2 separate regions of the Homo sapiens genome follow, and region 2 is linked to region 1. Evidence: read pairs that join two places in POLR2A ChIA-PET (ENCODE). Cell type or tissue: A673. All regions are shown on one strand. Each heading gives the region's core, and the rest is flanking DNA. Links, peaks and the distances in the headings are about the cores only.

Region 1 (15,034 bases), core at 1-5,000:
CTTCACAATAGGAATTTCACAAACACTCATCAAATTTCAATAAGTAAAGTGAGAGCTTTATTCTTTATTTATTCTATCCCCTTGATTGACTGCCAAGATCATATTTTTTTTCCTCCTAGATTTAGTGTTCAGAATGTAAAGTGGACAAATATTTTAGTATTGATATCTTTGCATAGATCAACTGCCTATATTTCCTGAAAATTGATCAATGAATGATGTACTTGAAAGCAAAAGTCAGGAAATAACAATGTGCAGAAGGAAAATCTTTCAAGTTTCATAACATTGTGTAATTAAACATAGATAAGCACTAATAAGCTATGCCATCTTAAAACACTACCTTTTTTAAAAAATTGAGATTGGCCGGGCGCGGTGGCTCATGCCTGTAATCCCAGCACTTTGGGAGGCCGAGGCGGGCGAATCATGAGGTCAGGAGATTGAGACCATCCTGACTAACACGGTAAAACCCTGTCTCTACTAAAAATACAAAAAAAAAATTAGCCGGGTGTGGTGGCGGGTGCCTGTAGTCTCAGCTACTCAGGAGGCTGAGGCAGGAGAATGGTGTGAACCCAGGAGGCAGAGCTTACAGTGAGCGGAGATCATGCCACTGCACTCCAGCCTGGGTGACAGCAAGACTCCGTCTCAAAAAAAAAATTAAGATCAAATTCACATTAAAACTCACCATTTTAATCATTTTCGAAGGGAACAATGCACCGGCTTCCAATATATTCACAACGTTGTGCAACCATCACCACTGCCTAATTCAAGATCATTTCTTCCCCCCGCAAAGAAACGCCGTAATCATTAAGAACTCACTGGCCGTTTTCCCCGTCCTCCCCACAGACCCCGGCAACCTCTATGCCGTTTTCTGTCTCTACGGATTTACCTCTTTTGGACATTTTATATAAATGGCTGCATACAGTATGTAACCCCATCTTTCTTTAGATTATCTAAGACTGTTACAGTTAATGACCAGGATTAGGTAACGTTTCTTGAAATTAATTAGTTTTGTAGAAAGCTTCCTTTTCCCGACATTCTCTTCTCCCACCAGCTTGCTTAAGGAGCTATCATTCCCTCTCAAATTCCCAGTTAAGACATTCTCTTCAGAAAGCATGGTTGTTTATCCTCTAAGAATCATTCCACAGAGTCAGCACCATGTGTTACTCACCATATCCTTAATCTGAGAGAGCGTAATCTGCAGGGTCACATTCAGGACTTTATCTGTATCTTCCACTGGACGAAGAGCATTAGAATAATCTTCAAAAAGGTCATTAAACAACTTCTGAGCATATTTTCCATCTGCCGTCTCTGCAGCTACTCAACAAGAGGGATCTGGATTAACATTCAGAGTGTTGTGTGTATTTCAAGACAAACAACACAAGACTGAGGTCTAAAATGGGGGATGGCCCAACACTGGCGAGGGACAAGCTTTGGGTGGATGGATGAGTTGTTTTTCTGGCATGCCCTACCAAGATCAGAGTCAGTAGGAAGCACAGAACACTTCCATGCGGTTGAATCATCTGTTTTGTCTTCCCTGTCCTGCCCCACCTCCCACCAAAGCAATAGCCCCAGATGAGACAAGATAGGTTACGTGTCACCAGCCTCTCACCTCTCAGTCTGGAAGCAGCAAAGTAGATCCAGCAAAAGGAGATGCAGGAATGGGACCAGTTCATCTTTTTCCTGAGCCTCTATAATAAAGTCTCAGTCAGGCAGCGTGGTCTTCCACTTCCCCCTATGAATACAAAGGATCTGGGCACAAGGAGCCCACACCGCTGCAGCCTTATGGCGGGAGAGCTCAGGCTTGCATTGCATGCAGGACCGAGATCCTGAGATCCAGGCCTGCCCTCCCTCCCCTCCGGTAATTTGAGACTGGCAGCTCCAGTGGCTGAGAAGCCGGGAACCCAGGGTGTGTTAGGTCCAACAGTGCTGTTGTGGGGGGCCATCTCAGTTGAGGGTCCCTAGCCACCCTCAGCAGAAACAACCAGACAGAAAAGGAGGTAGATGCAGGCAACAGGGGTATGCCTGACACCCCAGAGACTCCATCTAAGCAGAATGGGAGATTTCTACACCCACCATGAGCAGAGTCAGCCTGAGTCCAGGGACTAAGGGAAGCCTAAAAGACTGAGCCATGGGACGGCTGTCCAGAAAGACTCTACGTGCTTTTAGCAGCATTTGAAGAGGGAAAGAGACACGGTTCTATGATCTCCAGAATATATTGGCATTTTGGTTTTTTCTCTGCCTCAGCTTCTGATCCCTCCTGCAGCTGTCCCACTGGGCATGGATCTTGCATAGTAAATGTTTGTGAGTATATATGTGAGGGGGTGTGCTGGATGGGCGGATAATCACTCGCTTAAGAAGCAGCAACACTGTGAGTTGGATTTGGACTTGACCACCTGGGTTTGACTGCCAGCCAAACCCTGACGAGCTCTATTATTCTGTAAAAGTCACCTAACCTCTCTGAGCCTTCCAGAACTACAGACTGGGGAAAATAATATTTTCTCTCTCTAGAGCTACTGAGATAACTGTATGTGAAAGCACTTTCTAAATATCAGTAATTATCATCTTTGATCAGCTTTGCATACCCAGAATTTCTATACTCACCAAGTCACCCAGGATTTACCAGCTCGAAAAAAAAAAAGAAAAACTGGTTCAAAGGCTGACCAAATCAGCATGAGAATAATAACCAATGGTGATATTGCTAATGATGACACCCTTTGCATTTGAATGCTACTTCATATAAAGTTTCAGTCATTTCTCATATGTGATATAATTTTACTCCTATAAAAAAATGTCAATTTTCAATTGCTGCTTAGTCTGGAAACTCATGTCTGTCTCTCCTCTTGCCTGGGGAAACTGCTTTGGAAAACCATATTAAGATAATTTGGTTGCCTGGAATTGGAGCGAGGAAATTGGATAGCTCTGTTTCATCAGGTTACAGCCGCCTGATGAGTCACCCCATCCCTCTTCGGGAATGTATCCTCTGAGTGGAACAGACACTCAAGCCATCGGCAAAGTGTTTCTTAATTGCCTATCCCATTGTGTTGATTGTGAAGACATTATTTTTCTGACGCCCCTAGTCTGACTCATTCATCAAATGACACAATTCCGGGTGCCCACGCTCAGTCCTCCTTCAGCAAACCATCCGCTCCAGAATCTCAGAGGCAGAAGGTAATTTTGAAATTGAGTTTAATGCCTCACTTCTATATGAGGAAACTGAGGCCCAGGGATGCAGAGTGGCTTCCCTCCAGCAGTGATCGGCCAGAGACAGGATCCAGGCCACCTGCCCCAATCCACTGTGCTCCCTGCAACACTAACAATGCATCTCTTCCTTCTCGTTGTCTTTCATCAATATGGCTTTTGATGCCAGCTGGGTGGTGACTTCCTTGTGTGTAGAGGATCTTTACCTCATATGTCTTGGATTCCTTACAGCACTCACAGGGTTGAATTGTAGTTGACACAGGGCCTACCTTGAATGGTGTCCCTTCCCTTCCTATACCACTCCCCTCCCTTCAGGGTCCCTTCTCCCCTCAGGGGCCTCTTTTAGGTTGAAGCTGCTGAGAACCTTTGCCCATTGGGGTCCAGTGTCCTGGGGGGCATCCCTGACTCCATTCCAGGAGGATGATGGCAGTGCTCCCATTCCTTAGAATAGAGTCCTGTCTGACAAAGAATCCTAGTGAATTCTATGGCTAAAATATCCTCTGCCCAGCAGCAGAGTGGGGATGGGAAGAACAAATACCTTCATTCTGCTACATGTGTTTTTTAAAACAAAAATTACAAGAGTCAAACATCATGTTTTGCAAAGGATTTTTTCCCTGCAAATGAATATGGCATGAATATTTTCTCCATTTCATTAAGTACAGGATCAGAGCACTTCTAACCTGTAAAGAGCTCTTTGAGGACCATCTAGCTAAGGTCACTCATGTTACAGATAAAGAAACTGAGGACTAGAGAGGTCAGAAGCCTTCGCAAGGACATAACCCATCGTCCTGACTCAATACAGTGCTCCTTACACAACACCAGTTCATCTGGTGAGGAAGCTCAGAGGAAATCAAGGTCAAGTGTGCCTTTAGGAGGCTTGGGAATGCACTTCCTTTCAGCCAAGGGCAGGTGGGACTTCGATCTGCCCCACAGGAAGGTGGGTAAAGGATGCTGACTCTCCACCAAGAACCATGCCAGAGACCCTCAACCTCCCCAGGAGGCTGGGCTCTTCACAGAGGAGTGCTGTCCTAGGCACTCAGAGCCATGACGCATGCTAACCAATGCTTCACAACTCACTGAAATGGCAGGAGATACCTCAATGGGATGCCATCCCCAAGGACCTATTTCACTTCTACTTTCTAAATTTGCTGGATTTATCCTAGATATGTGTCTTGAAAAACAAACAAACAAAACAAACAAACAAAAAAACCCCCTCAAAGCTCCTTTAAAAGACAGCTACATGAATTCCTTCACCTTGCACCAGAGTTTAGGATAAGATTGGTAGTTAGGACGCAAAGTCATGCCAAAAGGGCTGCCCATGGCACCACTCTCCAAACATTTTAGGGTTTACTTCTGTCTTTGTTTTCTATTTCTTCTTCTTTTTTTTTTTTTTTTGAGATTGAGTCTTGCTCTGTTGCCCAGGCTGGAATGCAGTGGCGTGATCTCAGCTCACTGCAACCTCCACGTCCTGGGTTCAAGCAATTCTGTGCCTCAGCCTCCCAAGTAGCTGGTATTACAGGCACCTGCCATCACGCCCGGCTTTTTTTTTTTTTTTTTTTTTTTTTTTTTTGTATTTTTAGTAGAGATGGGGTTTCACCATCTTGGCCAGGCTGGTCTTGAACTCCTGACCTCGTGATTCACCTGCCTCAGCCTTCCAAAGTGCTGGGATTACAGGTGAGTCACCATGCCCAGCCACTTCGTATTCTTGATCAAAAGCAGTATAATGTAGAGTTTAAGAGCACAGACCCTGGAGTTGAACTGCTTGGATTCAAGTCCAACCCCACCACTTACTAGCTGTGTAAGCTCAGCCAGATTATTCGACCTCAGTTTCTTCATCTATAAAATGGGGACAATTATAAATAGTGCCTACCTCTTGGGGTTGTTTTGAGGACTGAATCAGTTAATGCATGTGGAACCCTAAAAATAGTGCTTGACCATAAAATTGCTGGATAAATGATCATTAAAGGGGAAAATGACATGCTAAGCATGTCATTTGTAGCTCAATGCCACTATTTGTTTATTTATATATTTATTTATTTAATTTATTTATTTTTCCTCCCCTCTTCCTCTCCCCCTTCCATCTCTCTCCCTCACCCAATCTCTCTCCCAACTTCTTGACAGACCTGGTTAGAGGATAATTGTTTTATGTGACAAGCAATTTGTACTGTGGGTGGAAGAATATCAGTCCTACTATTTTCTTGTTGTCCTTTTTTATTGTGATGTTAATATTATTGTCAGTCCACCGTGGATTTATTTATTTACTTACTTATTTCTGCAGTAGTCTTTTTAATCCTCTTATCCATTTTGTGAGAGTTACACAATCTAACTCCGTCACAGAGATTGGCAAACTCTCTGCAAAGAGCTAGATAGTAAATATTTTCATCTTGGCAGGCCATATGGTCTCTGTACCAACTACTCTTCTCTGCCATTGTACTATGAAAGCAGCCTATAGCAAAATGAATGTGTGGCTATGTTCCAATAAAACTTTATTTACGAAAATAGGTGGCAGGGCATAGTTTGTTGACCCCTGACATAGATAAACAGATCCATAAATCCACTTTGCTCATGAAAATTGCAATAGGAAACAGCGTTCCAGATGAAGAAGGGGCAAAGCCTGCAGGGAAAAGAGCTTGACATGCGCAGACGCATGGCAGGGCCAGGGCTGACTCCCACTGCAGCTCAGCCAGTGAGACTCAAACTGCCTTCCAGCGGAGGCTCTGGGCATGGAAGAACCCTTTCTAATAAGGAATCAGAAATGTAAGAGAACTGGAAAGAGTAGGAAGCAACCCTGTTGGATGTCTGGAGGCTGGGCAAGCCTCCTCACTTCCACAGGGTGACCGTGATAGTGTCGTGGATGAGGAATTAGAGTTTCCAGATATAGGTGATGGTGGGAACTGTGGCTACAGCCAGGCCAGGGGCTGGCAGGGTGAGCAGCAGGGGAATGGGTCAGAAGTTCAAGTGAGTCTCTCTGGGGTCCCCATGAATAAGGACAGGACTGGAGGGCAGAACTCTGGCAGTTTCACTGAGAAGTACAGAGTCCCAGAACACAGTTTTGTTTCTAGATTGCTAGAAATCCTAGCAACTCCCTTCCCCAGCTGTACTCAAATCCATTGGCCTGGGGAAGTGCAGGTTAGATCAGAACAAAAGCGATTCAGGAAGGGGAGGAAGGAGGACCTCTGGGCCAACAGGAACGTCGGACCGGAGCTCATTATGGTGTGGGCACCTGAAGGTGATCACACTGGGCATGGAGCCGATTCTCCTTTTGTGACTGCATGTGCCTGTGTCTCACTCTTGTCCCACTGTACTCTGGCTCTGTCAGTGGTGTGTAGTGGACTGGAAAACTCTTCTGAGTGAAACCCAGCGGGACAATCTCTCTTGGTGCTTCTGGGCATCGTGAAGGAAATGAACTTTCCTAACCTAACTTCAAACAGATCCAACTCCTGCGCATCATCCTCGCTTCTTCTCTCTCAAACCCCATGTATTAGTCTACTTGGACTCCCACAACAAAATACCATAGACCAGGTGAATTAAAAACAGAAATTTATTTTCTCACAGTCCTGCCTCCGTGCCTAAGGACCAGCTCATCCAAGAATCAGCTGGAAGTCCAGACCAAGGTGTGGGCAGGGCTGGTTTCCCCCAAGGCCTTTCTTCTTGGCTTGCAGATGGCTGTCTTCTCTTTGTGTCCTTACAGGGTCTCCTCTGTGCATGTCTGGGTCCTAATCTCTTCTTCTCAGATCCCCATGAATAAGGACAGGCCTGGAGGGCAGGGCTCTGGCAATTTCCCTAAGAGATACAGAGTCCCAGAGTTCTGTTTGGTTTCTAGGTTGTGACCCTATTCCCCGATTGTACCGAAACCCGTTGTCTCCTCAGATGAAATTAGTCCCGCCCCAGTGACCTCACTTAACCTTAATTACCTCTTTAAAGACCATATCTCCAAATATGGTCACATTCTTCAGTACTGGGGGTTAGGATTTCAGCGTGTGAATTCTGTAGGATGCAATTCAACCTGGAACACCCCACATCCAATCTGTGAATGAATCCCAGCAGTTCCACCTTCACAACATATCGGGAACCCAGCCGCCTCTCCCCACCTTCCCTATTGTCTTCCTGGTCTAAGCCATTGCTGACTGCCATCTGCACCAACCACACTTGCCTCCTAGCAGCCAACGGTGCCCCTGAATTCCCTTCTCCAGGTAAGAGCCAGACGGTCATTTTATTTCATTTCATCTATTTTTTATTTCTATTTTTATTTTTTTAATTTAATTTTTTTTTTTTGAGACGGAGTCTCACTCTGTCACCCAGGCTGGAGTGCAGTGGCACAATCTCAGCTCACTGCCTCCCAGGTTCAAGCAATTCTCCTGCCTCAGCCTCCCAAGTAGCTGGGATTACAGGTGCCTGCCACCATGCCTGGCTAATTTTTGTATTTTTAGTAGAGACAGGGTTTCACCATGTTGGCCAAGCTGGTCACAAACTCCTGAGCTCCAGCGATCCACCTGCCTCAGAGTCCCAAAGTGCTGGGATTACAGGCATGAGCCACCATGACCAGCCTATTTTTAAATAATTTATAAGATGGGGGTCTCACTGTGTTGCCCAGGTTGGGGTGCAGCAGCTATTCACTGCACTCCCTCATTATCATTGTGCACTGTGGCCTCCAATTCCTGGGCTCAAGAGATCCTCCCATCTCAGCCTCCCAGATAGCTGGGACTACAAGTACATGCCACCAAGCCCAGCCAGGTGGTCATCTTAAAACACAAATCTGATCATGTCACCCCTCTGCCCAGTGGATTCTCTCCAGTGGATTCTCACCTTATTTGGAATAAAAGCCAAAATCCTTACTGGCAACTACAAGGCCGTACGTGATGTCTCCCCCGACTTTCCTTCTCCAACACTCTCCCCCTCGCTCATGTAGCTCCAGCCGTGCTGGCCTCCTTGCATTCCACATGCACACTGCGCCCCTCCTTCTGTTCCCTCTGCCTGGAGCACCATTAGCATATCCTCCTGACTCCCCTTCTTCTTCCTCCTGGGTTCTGCCTAGTGCCTCCTTATCAGAAGCCCTTCCCTGATGATGTTACGTAGAGTAACATCCCAGCCCTCTCTCCATCTCTGGGATCCACCCTTCCTCGCACTTAGGACCAGCTGACCTGCATGTATGCATTGCACTTGGTAGTTATCGTCTGTCTCCCTACTAAAATTAAGTTCCACAAAAGTGGGGGCTTTGTCATGTTCTGTGCTATTCTCCCAGATACAGAGAGGATATTAGAGGATATTTGTTGATGCATAAATGAGTAATATCTAGAATGAGAAATCTAAGGAATTAAGAAGTAAGGGAAAGGCCAGCTTTCAGACAAAGAATGGTGGGTATATTTCCTATGATTCATAAGCTTACCTGATTTTTTTAGCACTCATGGCCAGGATGTTATTTACAGCCTTACATTGTCAGTCTACTGCTGTGTTATATTTTAACCTATGTCAAAGCAAAATTCCTTGAGAACATGGACCATAATTTTTCCCTTATACATAGTCCTAGCTCAAGGGAAACAACCACCAAATCCAGTTAGCAGCATCTGCCAAGGATGCAGGGGGAGGGTGTGGAGGCATCTCCCCATGTCTCTGCTGACCTAATGCAACAGAAAGGACCTAAGGACACAGGAGGAGTCCTATGGCCCCAGTTCAAGTCCTAGGACCACCACTTACTAGTCATGTTAGTAGTAATTATTTCTCAGAGTCTCATTTTCTCATTTGTATAAAGGAAGATTATAATATTTTACCCAAAAGGGTTATTGTGAGGATTCAAGAGAAAGCAGATAAAGTACCAAGCACACACCTGGCACAAAGCAAGACTCTCAGTGAATGCCACTATGATTCCCCTTGCCAAACCACACAGGCTACGGTAGTCAGAAAGCACCCACTGGTAAAAAGAAACTCATAAAGTTGCCAACAGAAGAGCCAAGTTCATGAAGAGACATGAGTGGGTGATAAGAGACATGCAGTTTTCTGGGTCAGGAGAGCAGCTGATATATGATCCAGGGTATCCAGTATGTCCAAGTGAGTGATCTGGGGACTGTAGCGGGCTCTGATGTCTGTGCTTTGTCAGAGGGTGCATACTATTTTCCCTGAAATCCCCTGAGGGAATATATTTGAAAGCTATAAAACTGTACAGTGTGGTATAGGGTGAGTATCTCCTGGCTTCCTCCTGTTTCTGGGGTCTTTCTTTGCTGCACAGAGGAGACCTCATCCATGGGAGATTTCTGTCCTCAATGGTAGCCCACTTGCTCCTTGGGACTTCTCAGACATTTTCCTTTGTTCTTGAGTTTCCGACCCCTTCTCATCCCAGGAGGTTCTCACCCCACTGGCTCTGCTTCCTCTTCTCATAGCAGACCCTGCAGTCACAATTGTGCAATATTTCCCTGCTCGTTGCAAACACTGTCTCTCTGCTAACATTGTAAGAGTTAGGCAAATGACAAGCATGGGAAAAAGCAGAAGGGGCACACTCTGCTCTTCTGTTAACAGTAGCACGCTACTTCAAGGATGCTAATCATAGAGAAGGGGAGCTGGGAGATTCGGAGACAACACTGTGCAAACCCAGCTGATACCCTTCCCAGGCTATTCTGAGAGCTACCAGCCCCCAACCTCTCCCACAGCTTCTGCCCCCTTAGAAGCAGCATGGCCCCATGGCCCCAAGACCTCACTCATCTCCCGCTCCCCCATCCTCTGCCCTGTTCTGGAAAGTGGGCACTAAAGGGACATGTTAAAACTGAAAAGAGGCAAGGAGGTGCTTTCTCCCAGTCAGCAACGCGCTGCTCCATCTCCCACCCCACCTGCCCACCTGCCCTCAGTGTCTCTTCGGCTAGGCCTACTTAGCCGAGAGCAGCCCCGTGGGTATGAATGGCCTAGGTGCCTGCTTCTGGAAGCATGTTTGGAAGGAAGCAGGGAGGGTACTGAAAGGTAAAGCAGGAGAACTGGAAGATTTTATTCCCAAGTGTTTTCCTCAAAGACACTTTTTAACTTTCTCCGTTTCTTCTTCTCACTTACCTCACCATTGCCATTGACATAGGCTCTGTACACCAAGGAGCTGAACGAGAGGAATCCAGGAGAGCCACAGAAAGGACAAGGGGAACCAGTGCAGGGGGATGGACGCACATCCGCTGACCACGTAAAAGCCAGGCCAGAAGCTAGGCTCTTAGCCTAGCTAAGGCTAGGTTTTCTCAGTGCCTTTCTGAGCCATATTGGAGCCTGAAAAAAAAAAAGAGAGAGAGAATATTGGCAATACTAATCCTGTTTTTTTTTGTTGTTGTTGTTATTGGTTTTTTGTTTGTTTGTTTGTTTGACAGAATTTCTCTCTGTCGCCCAGGCTGGAGTGCAATGGCATGATCTCAGCTCACTGCAACCTCCACCTCCAGGGTTCAAGCAATTCTCCTCCTTTAGCCTCCCAAGTAGCTGGGACTACAAGCATGCATCACCACACCCAGCTAATTTTTACATTTTTAGTAGAGATGGGGTTTCACCATGTTGGCCAGGCTGGTCTCGAACTCCTGACCCCAGGCGATCCACCTGCCTCAGCCTCCCAAAGTGCTGGGATTACAGGCATGAGCCACCATGCCCAGCCACTAATCCTGTTTTTAAACTTTGGTATTTTTATTTATAATGAAATATTTTGCATTAATTTTGATGTTTAGAAATATTGTATTAAGGCCAAGCATGGTGGCTTATGCTTGTAATCCCAACACTTTGAGAGGTCGAGGTGGGAGGATCACTTGAGGCCAGGACTTCAAGACCAGCCTGGGCAATAAAATGAGACCCCCATCTCTACCAAAAAAAGAAAAGAAAAGTTCTTTTAAATTAGCCAGGCATGGTGATGCGTACCTGCAGTCCCTCCTACATGGGGGAGGCTGAGGCAGGAGGATCACTTGAGCCCAGGAGTTTAAAGCTGTAGTAAGCTATGATCACACAACTGCACTCTGGTCTGGGTGACAGATAGAGATCCTGTCTCAAAAAAATTTATCTATATTCATTACTAATATTTTTGGCTCCCCCTTAAATGTGCACTGGAAGCAAGTGCCTCTCCTGCCTCACTCTGGTCCTGGCCCTGATGAGATTCAGCCCAGCTGATGGAACTGGTCAATTCACCTGGTTGATGATTTTTTTCAGAAAGAAAGAGTGAAAGCTCTAAAAATAATCTTTAAAAATCAAAGTCTATTTTTTTAAATGTGCAATTCTACTAAAATAATTAAGAAAGGAGTGAAATTCTCAGCCACAAAAAGAAACCAAATTTAGACACAATTCAAATCCTTTATCTTCTGACAAAGCCAAGGTACTTCACCTTCTCAGCCACCAGGTGTCTCTGTAAACTCCCTGCAGGCCTCTGCACAGGGCACTGCAGATAACGTCATATGTGAAATCTGCTGTTTTTAACCAGCTCTAAAGAGACAGCACATACAAAGAAAAAAAAAACAGCTTGAAATATAACAGCTTCAAATACCAAATTTACAGTGATCCGTCCATTTATCCAGGATTTCTGGCTAATAGCCAAGTGCTTATGATAATCAAATCTATTAACAGATTTAAGCTAAGAAATAGATTATTAGAGTCAAGTTGTCCTAATCAATACACTTTCTAGAATGTTCCTGCTTTATTGTTTTCTCGTATCTTATCTGGATTAATTTCTAACGGAGTATAATTCTGCAAGATCAAAATAGAGTATTCCAGGAACTAACTCTTCCCCTGGTTTGGAGGACTGGATTTTACCCAATTCTTTAGGGTAGAGAATTTTTTGTTGTTTTTGTTTTTGTTGAGGCAGAGTCTCACTCTGTCGCCCAGGCTGGAGTGCAGTGGCACGCTCTCGGCTCACTGCAACCTCCACCTCCCGGGTTCAAGCGATTCTACTGCTTCAGCCTCCCGAGTAGCCAGGACTGCAGGCGCGCAACACCACGCCAGGCTAATTTTTTTTATTTTTTGTATTTTTAGTAGAGACAAGGTTTTACCATGTTGGCCAGGCTGGTTTTGAACTCCTGACCTCAAGTGATCCGTCCGCCTTGGCCTCCGAAAGTGCTGGGATTACAGGTGTGAGCCACCGTGCCCAGTCCTGGGTAGGGAATTTTGAAAACAATATTTAAACCTTTTGTTTATGTTTAAAAAAAATCAGTGCATGAAGTGCTATGGGAGGCCCAGAAAACAAAGTAGTGGGAAGGTTGTACTATTCTTTCAAAGTAAGTTTACCTCGGCTTGTTGTCATCCTTTCCCTTCACATCCTCACCTCACCCCTCAGAAGAAAATGTAACACTTCAGTGAACAGACCATTTCCTCTGAATTTAACATTTTTGTGAGTTAATTCTGCAAATAAGCACTTCGTTCAACACCGTGGGGGACCATCGATCCTTCTTCCAAAGGTCCGGGAAAATGACTCTTGGGAGAGACCTCTGTGATGAGACTCCATGAGCTTCTCTAGCCCGTCTAAGATAGCATTTGTTCTTCATTTTAAAATTGCTACTCATAACAATCCCAATAGGAACATGGCTAATGTTCACAGTGAGGTGCTCACTACTTATTTTAGTACAGTCATTTCTCTGGGTTTCCACGGCAGGAAAACTCCAGCTTTTCTCTTAACTTCCTACGCAATTCCTCCTCATCTGCTTCTTCCCTCAATGTTGGATTTCTCAGGATTCAGTCCCAAGCCTTCTTCTCTTGGTCAAGGTAGAAGAAAATCTTAGCAGTTATAATGAAACCTCAAACTATAAGAAAAGAGGGAGTAATAGTGGGTTCCATGATGCCAAATTAGTTGCATGTCCTGAAGAGGATTGCCAGCCACAGGCTCCATCCCTCATATCTAGGTAGCTGCATCCTTTCTATGAGTCATCTGGGCTTTAAATGGCCATCAGATCACAGGAGGTTTCGTTCAAATGCAGATTCTGAGTCAGGAGGCCTGACTGAGGCTGAGATTCTGCATCCCACGTGATATAGATGCTGCTGGCCCATGGACCACACATTGAGTAGCAAGGTTTAGATGATCATATAATTATAATGAGATATTGATAAAACATACCTAAATTATCAATCACACCAACAGATCAAATCAATATATAATAATGGCTGAACTGGGATAGGGAAGCTGATTTTGAAAAATTTAAAGAATATATGCTTCTGGTTTCCAAAACTCAAAATCTATTCGAAGAGAAAAGGGACCTAAAAGTTCCATGAAATCAGAAACAAGATTCTGTTTTTTCAAAGGGCCCAACCTAAAGATTGATTGTGGCAGGGCGCGATGGCTCACGCCTGTAATCCGAGCACTTTGGGAGGCCGAGGCGGGCGGATCACCTGAGGTCAGGAGTTCAAGACCAGCCTCAACATGGAGAAACCCTGTCTCTACTAAAAATACAAAATTAACCAGGCGTGGTGGTGCATGCCCGTAATCCCAGCTACTCAGGAGGCTGAGGCAGGAGAATTGCTTGAACCCGGGAGGCAGAGGCTGCAGTGAGCCGAGATTGCCCCACTGCACTCCAGCCTGGGCAACAGAGCAAGATTCTGTCTGAAAAAAAAAAAAAAAGCAATGTTATGTCATAATTTCTGTAATCTTTGTGATAACTAGTATGTTTTGCCAGTTTTTAAAGGCTTTTAAGGTATTTAAGATCCAATGGATTTGTGTTGTAATTTTAATCAAGCAAAAAACCAAAAAAACGAACTTAATTTAGGCATGCAATTAACACTTAAATGTTTGGGAAAAAATATTTTCTTAAAAGCATAAGTTTTACTTTATTAGTTATAAATATACTACACACATAGAGAAATGCTGACTGTTGACTAAAAGAATGCTAATTGCTTCACAAATTTATGAGAAGGTCTTGCCGACCTTGTAGTATATCAAACGTGTCAAGTTCCTGCCAACGCAAGATTTCTGCAGTTCCTTTCTCCTAGAATGTGCTTCTCCAACCTTTGCTTGCCTATTTGTGTGTCTGTGTGCTTAATGACTCTTTTATCTTGGATTGTGAATTCTGTGACCATGGAAACAGTTTACCATGGTAATCTTTATACCTCTGCAAAGGTTGCTGGTATTATCCCATTTACAGAAGGCAGGCTTGGAGAGTTTTAAGTAGCATGTCCAAGTTGCAGTGCTGGGATAGAACCGAGGTCTTTCTTACTTGTGAGTCCATGAACATTATTGTGACACTGAGTTCAATAAACAGTGATCACTGATTGAATGCTGCTCAGGTCATCTGCTGTGTTCTGCAAACGCAAAGTCACAGAATTATGGGACCTCCCAGAGCTCTCCTTGAAAAGAACATTTGGGGCAAAACTTTAAACACTACTCCCTTGAAGAGCCAATCATAGAAAACACAATGAAAATATACATCTGTCATTTAGGCCTTAATATAAATTATGCCCCTTGCTCTTTACAAAAATCCATGGACTGATAAGAAAATGAAGGCTGTGCAAAGTGATATTTCCTAGCTTTTTGCATGGAAAGGCAGCATAGCATAGTTAGGAGTAGTGAAGAGTCCCTGAAAGGATTCTGGGTTCAGGCTGTCTGGGTTCAAATCATCGAATTGCCACGTTTTAGCTGGTGGCCTGGGGAAAGTTGTTTAAACTCTCTGTGTTCAGTTTACTCATCTCTAAAGGGGGCAGAACAAAGACTCTGTCATGAGGTTGTTCTGAGGATTGAATGAGGTGATACACATAAAAAGCTTACAACACTGACGACATCTCTAAAAGTAGAGAGCAAACATTTGCTTCATGTCTGATACTCTGTGACAGACGCTCAACTCATACTTGAACCCAGGACATTAGACTTGCATTTCTTTTCCACCGGATCAGACTATACTTCACCATCCATTTTGGCTAGAATGTG
Region 2 (15,034 bases), core at 6,645-11,644, 190 kb after region 1:
TCAAGCACATGAAATTGTTTTCATGAGGATTTTGGGGTTTGCCATCTCAAAACTGTAATAGTAAGACAGATTTGCTATCTCAAAAAGCCCCCAAATTAATGTTTTAAGATGTATGTTTTAAAACACATAGCCTCATTGTAATCTATCCATCAAAAGATTTGGTGGGACTTCTTCCTTTATGGGGGAAGAGATTTCTGTGCACTACCAGAAGTTCTCCCTGAAATAATGATAATGGCAATAATACCATTAATGATACCTAACAATTACTATACAAAAGGAGTCAAGTACTGCTTTAAGTGGCTTATATTTATTAACTAAGAATCTTCACAACAACCCTGTTAATTAAATATTCTAAAGCCATCAAGCTTTGTTCTGAATCATAGCTCTGCCACTAAATGACTGTGTGACCATGGACAAGTTACTTAGCTTCTTTTGTGCCTATTTTCTCATCAGGAAAAAGGGATAATGATAGCAACTAGTTTATAGATTATCTTCCAGTAATAGCTATTAGCAAATCCACTAGTCACAGCTGGATTGCAGTCTTACTATTAAAGATAATCAATTGTTAACAAACTTTTCCTGATAGATAGTTCTTAAAACATCAAAGGAGTCTGAGCCTCCTAAAATACTGAAGTTCCATTTTGGAAATGACCTTGTGAAAATCAAGGATATAAATCCTGAAAACTAATAAAAGCTGTAGCAGAATAACAAAAACAACAAAAAAACTATTAATGAGATGAATTAATAAATTTAAAACACACAAAATATAAACATTCCACGGTCTGCTTATTAAATTGTCCTAATACTCCTAATAGAATACAAACAAATGGTTTTTCAAGTATCATATCTCCAAGATGATATTCAGCCTGGAATTTTAAAAGAATATGTTGCTCTTGCATTTCTAATTCCTTGTCTATGATCTCCATCTCTAATCCACATCCATTACTTCAAGCAATATGTTGCTCAAAATTCAACTGAGTGCTAGCTTCACAAAGGTATTCACAGTGCACAAAATTCTAGGTATATAGTGTAAAACCTTTTTACGAACTTTTTACAAAGTTTTTGCACTATATACCTATAATTTTGGGCACTGTTCTTTACATATGTTATATTACGCATAAAAGTTTTACATTGGCCAGGGACAGTGGCTCATGCCTGTAATCTCAGCACTTTGGGAGGCTAAGGAAGGTGGACCACTTGAGCTCAGGAGTTCAAGACCAGCCTGGGCAACACGGCAAAACCCCATCTCTACTGAAAATACAAAAATTAGCAGGGCATGGCGAGGCGCACCTGTAGTCCCAGCTACTTGGGAAGCTGAGGTAGGAGGATGGGTTGCACCTGGGAGGTGGAGGGTGCAGTGAACCAAGGTCACAACCAACTGCCAGCCTGGGCAACAGAGCCAGACTCCCATCTCAAAAAGAAAAAGTTTACTTACAAAAAAAGCCCAACTAAATCTCTAATCATAACTCACACTCTTCACTATGGCTCCCCTTATCACTTAGGTCAGTCATTTATACGATTATCACCTGCTAATAGTTCACTTATTGCTCTGAAAATATTCTCTAGTTGATTCACATGCCTCAAGTAAGAGTTCAAAGGATGTTTGTTGCATGAAGTAATGTATATGTTTCGTTTCCCAAATACAGGCTGTTCTTGCTGTTTAACGCCTTAGAAAGGACTGTTTAACTCATTTTTCAGCACACTCCAGATACTTCAACTGCAAATATTTCAGTACATACCTCATAAAAGATAAGGACTCCTTTAAAAAGCATAACTACAATGGCACCATCATATCTTATAAAATTAATAAAAGTCCCTTAATATCATTAGTTTCCAAAATTTCCCCCAATTATCTCAAAAATATGTTTTTACAGTAATTTGTTGGCATCAAGATTGAAATAAGTCTATACATTCTATTTGATTGATATATTTCTTAAGTAACAAGGTTTCCCCTCCCCTGGTGTTTTTCTTTACAATTTATTGAAAAAAATTGGATCATTTATCCTAGACTTCCTCTTTTTTTTTTTTCCCCCTGAGACAGAGTCTCACTCTGTTGCCCAGGTTGAAGTGCAGTGGGATGATCTCGGTTCACTGCAGCCTCTGACTCCTGGGTTCAAGCGATTCTTCTGCCTCAGTTTCCAGAGTGGCTGGGATTACAGGCCTGAGACATCATGCCCAGCTAATATTTTTGTATATTATTAGTGGAGACGTGGTTTCACCATGTTGGCCAGGCTGGTCTCAAACTCCTGACCTCAAGTGATCTGACTGCCTCGGCCTTCCAAAGTGCTGGAATTACAGGCATGAGCCATCACACCCAGCCTATCCTAGATTTTCACAATCTGAATTTTGCTGACTGTATCCCCATGGTGTTGTTTAACATGTTCCTCTGTCCCCTGTAAATCCCTATAAAATGGTAGTCAGTTCTAAAGGTTTGATCTGCTCCTAGTTTGATTTGGAGGCAAAAATGATTCGTACGTAGCAGTGTATATTTCAACCAGAAGGGACATAAGGTCCAGATGTCTCTCTTTTTTAAAAAATTCATCTCCGATTTTAACACTCCTTAATCTTATGTCAAAAGGCAATGCAGGTCAGAGCCACAAATCTTCCACTGGATTCATTTCTATTCAACAATACTGCCACCTGGTGGTGACTGACAGTAACTACAGACTACCACAGGTGGCAGCATGCACTAGAGATGGGCCTTGGCTTCCAGAAAAGATCTGCATCTTGGATCTTGACCAAGTATTACCTTGGGCAAATTACTTAGCTCTTTTTTCTTTTCTTTCTTTTTTTTTTTTTTTTCTTTTTGAGATGGAGTCTCGCTCTGTCACCCAGGCTGGAGTGCAGTGGCTCGATCTCGGCTCATTGCAAGCTTCGCCTCCCTGGTTCACACCATTCTCCTGCCTCAGCCTCCCAAGTAGCTGGGACTACAGGTGCCCGCCACCATGCCCAGCTAATTTTTTTTTGTATTTTTAGTAGAGACGGGGTTTCACTGTGTTAGCCAGGATGGTCTTGATCTCCTGACCTCGTGATCCGCCAGCCTCGGCCTCCCAAAGTGCTGGGATTACAGGCATGAGCCACTGAGCCTGGCCTCTTTTTCTCTTCTTACAATTTTTTTAATTGAGATAAAATTAACATAAAACTAACCATTTTAAAATATGCAATTAAGCGGTTTTTAGCATATTCATCATGTTGTGCAACCACCACCACTAATTCCAGAACATTCCATCATTTCACAAAGAAATTCTGTGCCTCATAGCAGTCACTGCTCATATTCTTGCCATTCCAGTCCCAGCAACCACTAATCAAATTTTTGTCTCTCTAGATTTACATACTCAGAACATTTGGTAAAAATGAAATCATACAACATATGGCTTTTTATCTGCCTTCATCTTTCACAAAGAATAATGTTTACAAGGTCCGCCATTTCTCTACATGGCTAAATTAAATTTCATTGTATAGATTTACCACATTTTGTTTCTCTATTCATCAGTTAATGAACTTTTAGGTTACCACCACCTTTTGGCTGTTGCAGACATTCATATGCAAGTTTCCGTAAAGACATATTGTGTTTTTATTTCTCTTGGGTACATAGTTAGGGGCAGAATTACTGGGTCATACGGTTAATTATATGTTTAACCTTTCAAAGAACTAGTGAAATTTTTCACAGTGGCTACACTAGCAATATATGAGGGCTCCAATTTATCCACATCCTTAACAATACTGATTACTTTCCATTTCATTTTTCTGTTTTTCGATTTTTCAATTTTTTTTTTCTTAGAGAGTCTCACTCTGTCATCCAGGCTGGGTGAAACAACCTAATTGTCCATCGATGGATAAATTGATAAAAAAATGTGATATAGACACAATGGAATATTATTCAACAATAAAAAGGGGACCAGGCACAGTGGCTCAGGCCAGGCATGGTGGCTCACATCTGCAATCTCAGCACTTTGGAAGGCCAAGGTGGGAGGATCACTTGAGCCCAGAAGTTCGAGACCAGTCTAAGCAACACACTGAGACCTCCTATTTCTTTTAAATAAAAATAAAAATTTAATTAAAAATTTTTTAAAAGGGGAAAATCCTGCCATTTGCAACAATACAGATGTGGCTGGAGGGCATTATACTAAGTGAAATAAGCCAGACACAGAAAGACAAATCCTGTATGATCTCACTTACATGTGGAACCTAAAAAAGCCGAACTCCCTCTCCCCCTCCCCCTCCCCCTCTCCCTCTCCCCACAGTCTCCCTCTCCCTCTCTTTCCACGGTCTCCCTCTGATGCCGAGCCGAAGCTGGACTGTACTGCTGCCATCTCGGCTCACTGCAACCTCCCTGCCTGATTCTCCTGCCTCCGCCTGCCCAGTGCCTGCGATTGCAGGCGCGCGCCGCCATGCGTGACTGGTTTTCTTATTTTTTTGGTGGAGACAGGGTTTCGCTGTATTGGCCAGGCTGCTCTCCAGCTCCTAACCGCGAGTGATCTGCCAGCCTCGGCCTCCCGAGGTGCCGGGATTGCAGACGGAGTCTCGTTCACTCAGTGCTCATTGGTGCCCAGGCTGGAATGCAGTGGCGTGATCTCGGCTCGCTACAACCTCCACCTCCCAGCCGCCTGCCCTGGCCTCCCAAAGTGCCGGAGATTGCAGCCTCTGCCCGGCCGCCACCCCGTCTGGGATGTGAGGAGCCCCTCTGCCTGGCTGCCCAGTCTGGGAAGTGAGGAGCGCCTCTTCCCGGCTGCCATCCCATCTAGGAAGTGAGGAGCGTCTCTGCCCGGCCGCCCATCGTCTGAAATGTGGGGAGCGCCTCTGCCCCGCCGCCCCGTCTGGGATGTGAGGAGCGCCTCTGCCTGGCCGCGACCCCGTCTGGGAGGTGAGGAGCGTCTCTGCCTGGCTGCCCCGTCTGAGAAGTGAGGAGCCCCTCCGCCCAGCAGCCGCCCCATCTGAGAAGTGAGAAGCCCCTCCGCCCGGCAGCCACCCCGTCTGGGAAGTGAGGGCCAGCCGCCCCGTCTGGGAGGGAGGTGGGGGGTCAGCCCCCACCCGGCCAGCCGCCCCGTCTGGGAGGGAGGTGGGGGGTCAGCCCCCGCCCGGCCAGCCGCCCCGTCCGGGAGGGAGGTGGGGGGGTCAGCCCCCACCCGGCCAGCCGCCATGTCCGGGAGGGAGGTGGGGGGCGCCTCTGCCCGGCCAGCCGCCCCGTCCGGGAGGTGGGGGGCGCCTCTGCCCGGCCGCCCCTTCTGGGAAGTGAGGAGCCCCTCTGCCCGGCCACCACCCCGTCTGGGAGGTGTACCCAACAGCTCATTGAGAACGTGCCATGATGACAATGGCGGTTTTGTGGAATAGAAAAGGGGAAAAGGTGGGGGAAAAGATTGAGAAATCGGATGGTCGCTGTGTCTGTGTAGAAAGAAGTAGACGTGGGAGACTTTTCATTTTGTTCTGTACTAAGAAAAATTCTTCTGCCTTGGGATCCTGTTGATCTATGACCTTACCCCCAACCCTGTGCTCTCTGAAACATGTGCTGTGTCCACTCAGGGTTAAATGGATTAAGGGCGGTGCAAGATGTGCTTTGTTAAACAGATGCTTGAAGGCAGCATGCTCGTTAAGAGTCATCACCAATCCCTAATCTCAAGTACCCAGGGACACAAACACTGCGGAAGGCCGCAGGGTCCTCTGCCTAGGAAAACCAGAGACCTTTGTTCACTTGTTTATCTGCTGACCTTCCCTCCACTATTGTCCTATGACCCTGCCAAATCCCCCTCTGCGAGAAACACCCAAGAATGATCAATAAAAAAAATAAAAAAATAAAAATAAAAACATTACCTGGGGAAAAAAAAAAAAAAAAAAAAAGCCAAACACATAGAAACATAATAGAATGGTAGTTGCCAGGGGCCAGAATAGAGAGGAGGAAATGAAATGCTGGTCAAAGGGTACAAGCTTAAAAAGAATACATTCTGCTGAGCTAATGTGTAGCATGGTAATAATATTTAATAGCACTATATCATATACTTGAAATTTGCTATGAGAGTAAGTCATAGGTGTTCTCATCCCCCACACACAAAATGGTAACAATAGGTGATGTATGTGCTAAAGTACTTCATTGTGGTAATCACTTTACAATGTGTACATTTATCAAATCATCACATTGCATACTTTCAATATAAACAATCTTATTTGTCAAAAAAATAAGAGTAATAACTACCATTATTTAGTCATTTATTCAAAAACTTTTTTGAGTGTTGAAGAAAAAACATGATCATCACTGGCTCAATTCTTGGCCAAAAAGACAGGTATTTAATAACCAATTATACAATAAGCTTTTTATAAACACTGTGAGAGGTAGGAGTACTGTGAGAAGTTATTAACAGGGGGCCTAACTAGTATGGGGGTCAAGACTGACAGTGTAGTTAAATATACAGAAAAGGAGAAAAAAACACAGGGTGAGACTGGAGAGGTAAGCAAGAGATATTATGTAGGGATTTTAGAATTTATCCTAAATACAACTTGTATTTTCTTATTTTATTTTATTTTATTTATTTATTTATTTATTTATTTTTGAGAAAGAGTCTCGCTCTGTCACCCAGGCTGGAGGGCAGTGGCGTGATCTTGGCTCACTGCAACCTCCGCCTCCAGGGTTCAAGTAATTCTCCCTGCCTCAGCCTCCCAAGTGGCTGGGATTACAGGTGCATGCCACCATGCCTGGCTAATTTTTGTATTTTTAGTAGAGACGGGGTTTCACCATGTTGGCCAGGCTGGTCTCGAACTCCAGACCTCAGGTGATCCGCCCACCTCGGCCTCCGAAGTGCTGGGATTACAGGCATGAGCCACCGCACCCGGCCACAACTTGTATTTTCTTATCACAATGCTAATTACTTATGTAACTATTTTTTCACTGTTATCTATCCTACTAGATGGTATACCCCACTAGACAATAAACTCCAATAAAGACAAGGATTGTGTGTCTTTTTCACCACCTTATCCTTGATGCCTAGAATACAGAAGATAATCAAATATTTATTGAGTAAAACACTATTAATTCATCCTCTATAGAAAGAATATTCTTTCATAACACTTCTATATACTTGAAGAGTTTTCTTCTCTCTGGATTAAATAATAATTTAAACGGCTCTTAAAGTTTCTCTTTTCTAATCTTTACTGTTTTCTAGATTTTCTACAAGATTTCCAAAATTCAATTTAAAAACAACTGGGGTCAGGCTAGGAGCAGTAGCTCACTTTGGGAAGCCAAGGCAGGTGGATTGCTTGAGGCCAGGAGTTCAAGACCAGCCTGGCCAACATGGTAAAACCCTGTCTCCACTAAAAATACAAAAACTAGCTAGGCTTGGTGACACCCGCCTGTAATCCCAGCTACTCGGGAGGCTGAGGCACGAGAATGGCTTGAACCCAGGAGACAGAGGTTGCAGTGAACCGAGATGGCACCACTGCACTCCAGCCTGGGCAACAGAGTGAGATTATGTCTCAGAAAAAGAAACAAACAAACAAAAAAACTACTGGAGTGGGAGAATCCTATCACCTTATTTACTTCTGTATTTTATCAAGCATCTACTGAAAAATTGAAATCCAAGAAATATCAATTAAGTTTAATAAATGTCTATTGGACAAAGATATGTAATATTCCTGAAAGGTCTCATTTATAAGTCACAGAGAGGATTCGCAGATTACACCATGCCCTCCCGTTAATAAATACAGCACAGGAATACAAATGAAGAAAATGTTAATCATCATACCAATGAGGATCCTTTCCCAAGAAGGTTCTCTTGAAGAATGAATAACATAAACATTTACAGATGTTACACAGATATTCTCAGCCTGCATATTCAGACTCTCCTGAATTTGCAAGCTATACCAATATAAGCAAAGACATATATTCTATTGAAAACTTGTGATTACCACAGTCCTACCTTCAGTCTTCTTCTCTAAAACTCTCATCAAATGTTCTAGAGCTTCATCCACATGCAGCCCATGGAGGTCTAAAACATTCTGTGGCAGCAGCGAAGCATTGACTTTCTCAAAGATCTCTATGGCAGCAAGGTGATTGGCTTCTTTCATCTTCTGCTCATGAAGAGTACCCTAAATCATAAACATATCACCAAGGGACAGTTTTGCTGTTTGCTACTTGGGTGATGAGGAAGTTAATAGTGCCCCAAATAAAAGGAAGGGGGAAAAAGGGAATAATAAACCTAAAATCTTAAATAATGCAATGAGTTTAATATATAAGAATGCACCAAAATTTAGGTAAATTTCAGTGACTTAATAATGTAGTCCTTAAACTACTGAGTCATTCTTTCTAACATTTTCTGAACCAAAAGTCGTAAAAGTGGGAAACTTAACTAAACACGATCCTCACATGTGACAGTTAATTTTAGGTATCAATTTGACTGGACTGAGGGATACCTAGATGGCTGGTGAAGCATTGTTTCTGGGTGTCTCTGTGAGGGTGTTTCCAGAGAAGATTGCCCTGCATGTCAGTGGACAGAAAGAAGACCTCCCCTCCATGCGGGCAGGCACCAACCATGTGGGCAGCTGGAGGCTGGCTAAGACAAACAGGCAGATGTTCTCCTCCTGCCTTTGGAATTCAGACTCCACATTCTTCAGCTTTTAGACTGTGGAACCTGCACCAGCTGCCTCTTGGTGGCTCTTGAGCCTTTGACCCTGGACTGGGGGCTGCAGTCAGTATCCCTGGTTCTGAGGCTTTGAACTTCGACTGCGCTACACTCCTGGCTTTAAGCTATGCTATCGAATTCTTTGGTTCTCTAGCTTACAGCTGGCCTATTATGGGACTTCTCCACCTCTATGACTGTGAGAGCCAATTCCCCCTAATAAATTATCTTTCATATATCCTACTGGTCTGTCTCTCTAGAGAACTCTAATACACCATCTCAAGAAGGAATCACTGGTTTATTATTTGTGTATCCTTTGATAATGCTGGGTCTCATCTTGGCGTTCACCTTCAACATTTTGTAGTTACCTACCCCAGAAGCTATCCCCCAAGGACTACTGTTAGGGCTCACAGGCCTATAGCAGTTTGATACTCTTCTCTGCTCAATCACAAAGAAGTAACCCATATGGCAACACAAACATAAAAAGTTAAGCAGATTCCTGGCCGGAAGTAGTACCTTGCACTTGTAATCCCAGCACTTTGGGAGGCTGAGATGGGAGGATTGCTTGAGCTCAGGAGTTCACGACCAGCCTGGACAACATGGTAAGACCCCATACAAAAATTAGCTGGGCCTGGTGGCACGTGCCTGTAGTCCCAGCTATTTGGGAGGCTGATGTGGGAGGTTCACCTGAGCCTGGGAGGTCAAGGCTGCAGTTAGCGGAGATTGCACCACTATACTCCAGCCTGGGCAACAGAGCAAGACCTTATCTTAAAAAAATAAATAAATAAATAAAGCAAGTTCCTTATAATATCATGTTAAATGAGCCCAGGTAGAAATTTTACTTCCCAAAAAAAATTAATGTTATTTTTGTACTATGAAAGTGATATATTACCAAAAATTCAAACATGACAGAAGGCACAAAACCCCTTTAATCTCACTCTCAGATGGCCAATATTAATATTCTGCTGCCAGAAATATGGACTGTCAGAATAAACTGTAATTCACATAAGCAGTAAATGCAAAAGCAACCACAGAAACTGAGCATTTCAAATGCTCAAAACAGCAGGAGATGAAATTCTCAGAACCATACATTTCTTAGGATACCTTATTTATGTCACTTACATAACTACTACATTCCCCAGAATAACTTAATCTAGTCACAATATGGGTGTCTTATCTGCTTCAAGAGTATTTAGTTATTATAACTGACAAAAAATATATAATCAGTTTTCCACTTTACCTGCTGGGCATAAAAGGTGGCGACATTTTTTTTCCCTATCCGATAAGCTTCTTTGGCCTTGCTGTAGCACTCCATCCTCTTCTGTTGGTGAAGGAAAGCCTCTGCTCTGTAGTCATCATAGTCTGGGTACTCAAAGTCCTGGAAAGACAGTTCACTTGGTGTTTCTTCAGTCTCTTTTAATTTCTTTGGCTATAAGATATTAAACAATAAGTAACACACACAGAAAGTTAAAAAAAAAACTCATGCCTTACACCTTCACAAAACGCACATGAAAACTGGGCTGTCGTATATTTTCATCTCTCTCCTCAGGAAATAGATTCTCCCCAGCGTCTACCTTGTAAGTCAGGCATTTATCGACTATCATTAACTTTTTTATGCCGCTAAGGTTACCCTTTCTTTAACCACTCTCGGGAGATGTTGAAGAGTTCTCTAAAATTATCAAAATACAATTAGGGATACTGAACTCCGAGTTGGAAGAGGCGAGTTCAGTCTCAAAATGGAGGTAAAACCACCACCCAGTCACCCCCAGCCCAACTCCAGCCGTCGCCACCACCGCCAGAGAGAGGAGGGCCATGATCCAAAGGAACCAGAGCAGTTGAAAAAACTGTTCATTGGTGGTCTGAGTTTTGAAACTACAGATGATAATTTAAGAGAATAAGTGCAGAGGCTGAAGTGAAGTTACCAAGGTTACACGCTGCCCTCTCCCTCTCCCTCTCCCTCCCCCTCCCCCTCTCCCTATGGTCTCCCTCTCCCTCTCCCCACGGTCTCCCTCTCCCTCTCTTTCCACGGTCTCCCTCTGATACCGAGCCGAAGCTGGACTGTCCTGCTGCCATCTCGGCTCACTGCAACCTCCCTGCCTGATTCTCCTGCCTCAGCTTGCCGAGTGCCTGCCATTGCAGGCACGCGCCACCACGCCTGACTGGTTTTCCTATTTTTTTGGTGGAGACGGGGTTTCGCTGTGTTGGCCGGGCTGGTCTCCAGCTCCTAACCGCGAGTGATCCGCCAGCCTCGGCCTCCCGAGGTGCCGGGATTGCAGATGGAGTCTGGTTCACTCAGTGCTCAATGTTGCCCAGGCTGGAGTGCAGTGGCGTGATCTCGGCTCGCTACAACCTCCACCTCCCAGCCGCCTGCCCTGGCCTCCCAAAGTGCCGGAGATTGCAGCCTCTGCCCGGCCGCCACCCCGTCTGGGAAGTGAGGAGCGTCTCTGCCTGGCCGCCCATCATCTGGGACGTGAGGAGCCCCTCTGCCTGGCTGCCCAGTCTGGAAAGTGAGGAGCGTCTCTGCCCGGCTGCCATCCCATCTAAGAAGTGAGGAGCGCCTCTTCCCGGCCGCCATCCCATCTAGGAAGTGAGGAGCGCCTCTGCCCGGCCGCCCATCGTCTGAGATGTGGGGAGCGCCTCTGCCCCGCCGCCCCGTCTGGGATGTGAGGAGCGCCTCTACCCGGCCGCGACCCCGTCTGGGAGGTGAGGAGCGTCTCTGCCCGGCTGCCCCGTCTGAGAAGTGAGGAGACCCTCCGCCCGGAAGCCGCCCCGTCTGACAAGTGAGGAGCGTCACCGCCCGGCAGCCACCCCGTCCAGGAAGGAGGTGGGGGTCACCCACCGCCAGGCCAGCCGCCCCGTCCAGGAGGGAGGTGGGGGGGTCAGCCCCCCGCCAGGCCAGCCGCCCCCTCCGGGAGGTGAGGGGCGCCTCTGCCCGGCTGCCCCTACTGGGAGGTGAGGAGCCCCTCTGCCCGGCCACCACTCCATCTGGGAGGTGTGCCCGGCAGCTCATTGAGAACGGGCCATGATGACAATGGCGGTTTTGTGGAGTAGAAAGTGGGGAGAGGTGGGGAAAAGAGTGAGAAATCGGATGGTTGCCGTGTTTGTGTAGTAGGAGGTAGACATGGGAGACTTTTCATTTTGTTCTGTACTAAGAAAAATTCTTCTGCCTTGGGATCCTGTTGATCTATGACCTTACCCCCAACCCTGTGCTCTCTGCAACATGTGCTGTGTCCACTCAGGGTTAAATGGATTAAGGGCGGTGCAAGATGTGCTTTGTTAAACAGATGCTTGAAGGCAGCATGCTCGTTAAGAGTCATCACCACTCCCTAATCTCAAGTGCCCAGGGACACAAACACTGCGGAAGGCCGCAGGGTCCTCTGCCTAGGAAAACCAGAGACCTTTGTTCACTTGTTTATCTGCTGACCTTCCCTCCACTATTGTCCTGTGACCCTGCCAAATCCCCCTCTGTGAGAAACACCCAAGAATGATCAATAAAAAATAAATTAATTTTAAAAAAAAAGAGAATAAGTGCAAAAATAATTTCCAGAATAACTTAAAGTTTACATTTTGGCCAAGGTTTACATAACTCACAAAAACTCTCTTTCTGATTATATTTCCAATCATCTCCCACTTTGAGCAAGCACATCTTCTTATCACCCCCTATTACCATAATGACTCACAGTGCCTTGCATATTATCAGGAGGGAGAAGTAACTTCATTGCCAATTTGGCCCATAAGGTCTCATAATCATCTTGTGTACACTCTCTGCATTTTTATAATATGCTGCATCTATCTATCCATGACAGCATGTTTTCCAGGTGGGCAGAGGCATCAGTGGTAGCACTAACAGATCATATGAAAATCAAAATTACCTAAGTCCTAAATACCAACTAACTGACAATGAAACATTCAAAGAAAAAAGGGAGCACTTAATTTACCCCTGAGTGGTCTTATTAATAAGGATTGCAGGATGATAAGATTCTGTAAAGTAAAATAAAATAAAAAAATAAGGCTGGGCATGGTGGCTCACGCCTGTAATCCCAGCACTTTGGGAGGCCAAGGTGGATCACTTGAGCCCAGAAGTTCAAGACCAGCCTAGGCAACCAAAACCCTATCTCTACAAAAAATACAAAAATTAGCCAGGTGTGGTGGTTCATGCCTGTAGTCCCAGCTACTCAGGAGGGGGAGATGGGAGGATCGCTTGAGCTGTGATCCTGCCACTGCACTCCAGCCTGAGCAACACAGTGAGACCCTGTCTCAAAAAAAAAAAAAAGAAAAAAAAATGTAAAAAAAAAAAAAAGCCTAATGCTAGGCCTGGCGCAGTGGCTCACGCCTGTAATCCCAGCACTTTGGGAAGTCAAGGTGGGTGGATCACAAGGTCAGGAGTTCAAGACCAGCTTGGCCAAGACAGTGAAACCCCGTCTCTACTAAAAATACAAAAAATTAGCTGGGAGTGGTGGCAGGCACCTGTAATCCCAGCTACCTGGGAGGCTGAGGCAGGAGAATCACTTGAACTCAGAGGGCACAGGTTGCAGTGAGCCGAGATCGCGCCACTGCACTCCAGCCTGGGCGACAGAGTGAGTCTCTGTCTCAAAAAAAAAAAAAAAAAAGCCTAATGCTGATACAAAATTAATACAAAAAACCCAACTGCATGTCTATGTATTTGTAATAAACAATCCAAAAATAAAATTAATGCATAATTCCAGGCCAGGTGCGGTGGCTCAAGCCTGTAACCCTAGCACTTTGGAAGGCTGAGGCGGGAGGACTGCTTGAGCCCAGGAGTTGAAACCAGTCTGGGCAACATAGCAAGACCCTTTTCTCTTTTTAATTTAAAAGTAATATCAAAAAATAAACTTTTAAAAAGGACATAATTCCAGACCAGAAAGAAACAAAACAAACAAAAGAAATAATTCCATTTACATTTACAATAGCATGAAAAAGAATAAAATACTGTATTTAGAAATAAACTTAACAAAAGATGTGTAAAATTTATACTCTGAAAACTATAGTGCATTGTTGAAGGAAATTAAAGAAGACCTAAATAACTGAAAGATACTCCATTTCATGAATTGAAAGACTTAATATTGTTAATTGGTCTACATATTCAACACGAACCCCATCAAAATTCTAGCTGGCTTCTTTGCAGAAATTCACAAACTAATCCTAAAATTCACATGGAAATCCAAGGGCACCAGAATAGCCAAAATCTCTTAAAATAAATAAATAAATAGAACATAGTTGGAAAACTCACACTTCCCAATTTCAAAACTTACTACAAAGCCACAGTAATCAAGAAGCCGCAGTAATCAAGACAAGTGGTACTGGCAATAGGACAGACATACAGATCAATGGAATAGAATTAGGAGTCCAGCAATAAATCCTTGTAACTATGGTCAATTCATTTTCAACAAGAGTGCCAAGAAAATTCAATGGGGAAAGAATAGTCTTTGTAACAAATGGTACAAGACAACTGAATATCCACATGCGAAAGAATCAACTTGAACTTCTATCTCACTACATATACAAAAATTAACTCAAAATGGATTAAAGACCTAAATGAAAGGCCTGAAACTATAAGACTCCTACAGAAAATACAGGAGGAAAGTTCATGACATTGGATTTGGCAATGAAGCACAGGCAACATAGCAAAAGTAGACAAACTAGACTACATCAAATTTAAAAGGCTTCAGTGTCACAACAGAAACAACAGAGTGAAAGGCAACCTATGGAAAGGACAGAATATCTGCAAATCACATGTCTGACTGGGGACTTGTATCTAGAATATATAAAGAACACTTACAACTCAACAATAAAGACAAATAATCCAATTTAAAAATAGACAAAGGATATGAACAGACATTCTTCCAAAGATGTACAAATGACAAATAGCACATAAAAAGATGCTCAACATCAATAGTCATCAAGGAAATGCAAATCAAAACCACAATAAGACACCATTTCTGTATTAACCATGTCTTTTATTTTCTGTATTCTGCCACTGGAATTTTTGCAGCCTTCATGACACTAGAGAGGCTGCTCCTCCTGCCCCCTCATCTCCATCCATTCTCACAACCCCCTCAGGTTTAGCTAATTCCTAGAGATAACAAACACCTGTCTGGGAGCACGCCTTTCATTTGGAAACCAACCAGTCCAGAAACTATGCCTCCAACTTCCTCCTTTAATGGAGTTCTCCCACTCCAGGGCACTATCCACCTGCCCCCGAGTATCAGACAACCAGGGGAAGTCCCTATGCCCCAGAGCCTGCTGAAATTATTTAAACTAGCCAATCCTAAACCTGCTTACCCTGCCTTACCCATTCCTTCCCATAGAAACCAAAATACAGGCTTTTGCCCACATTTCCCCCCTACTCCTTCTGCCTCCTGACCAATCCTGCTGGCTCCCCATGTGAACTTGGGTAGCAAGCCATACCT

What was found. Peaks named below come from ENCODE experiments on the same cell type or tissue, not always from the same donor. Only the 100,000 strongest peaks of a DNase experiment are listed, where the experiment ranks them.
Region 2: POLR2A ChIA-PET joins it to region 1 with 5 read pairs; 7 of 35 experiments call an interaction of 5 or more read pairs at or near these places.

What each region holds. Positions count from the first base shown.
Region 1 is chr4:40,322,104-40,337,137 of GRCh38, reverse strand. It overlaps CHRNA9 (cholinergic receptor nicotinic alpha 9 subunit), which reads right to left and starts at 1,805. Exons shown (of 5, transcript NM_017581.4): 1 at 1,607-1,805; 2 at 1,166-1,311. The coding sequence starts at 1,670. It overlaps LINC02265 (long intergenic non-protein coding RNA 2265), which reads right to left. Exons shown (of 4, transcript NR_121641.1): 3 at 10,228-10,428; 4 at 6,719-6,978. RefSeq lists an enhancer at 11,625-11,674. In A673, for the core only: no CTCF peak of the experiment used is centred there; a DNase peak (open chromatin) is centred at 3,017; H3K27ac peaks cover 1,991 bases.
Region 2 is chr4:40,137,671-40,152,704 of GRCh38, reverse strand. N4BP2 (NEDD4 binding protein 2) reads right to left here. Exons shown (of 18, transcript NM_018177.6): 15 at 9,844-10,032; 16 at 7,905-8,073. Among named protein-coding and RNA genes, the nearest start is that of RHOH, 52 kb to the left of the region's middle. RefSeq lists enhancers at 4,333-5,114, 12,913-13,506. In A673, for the core only: no CTCF peak of the experiment used is centred there; no DNase peak of the experiment used is centred there.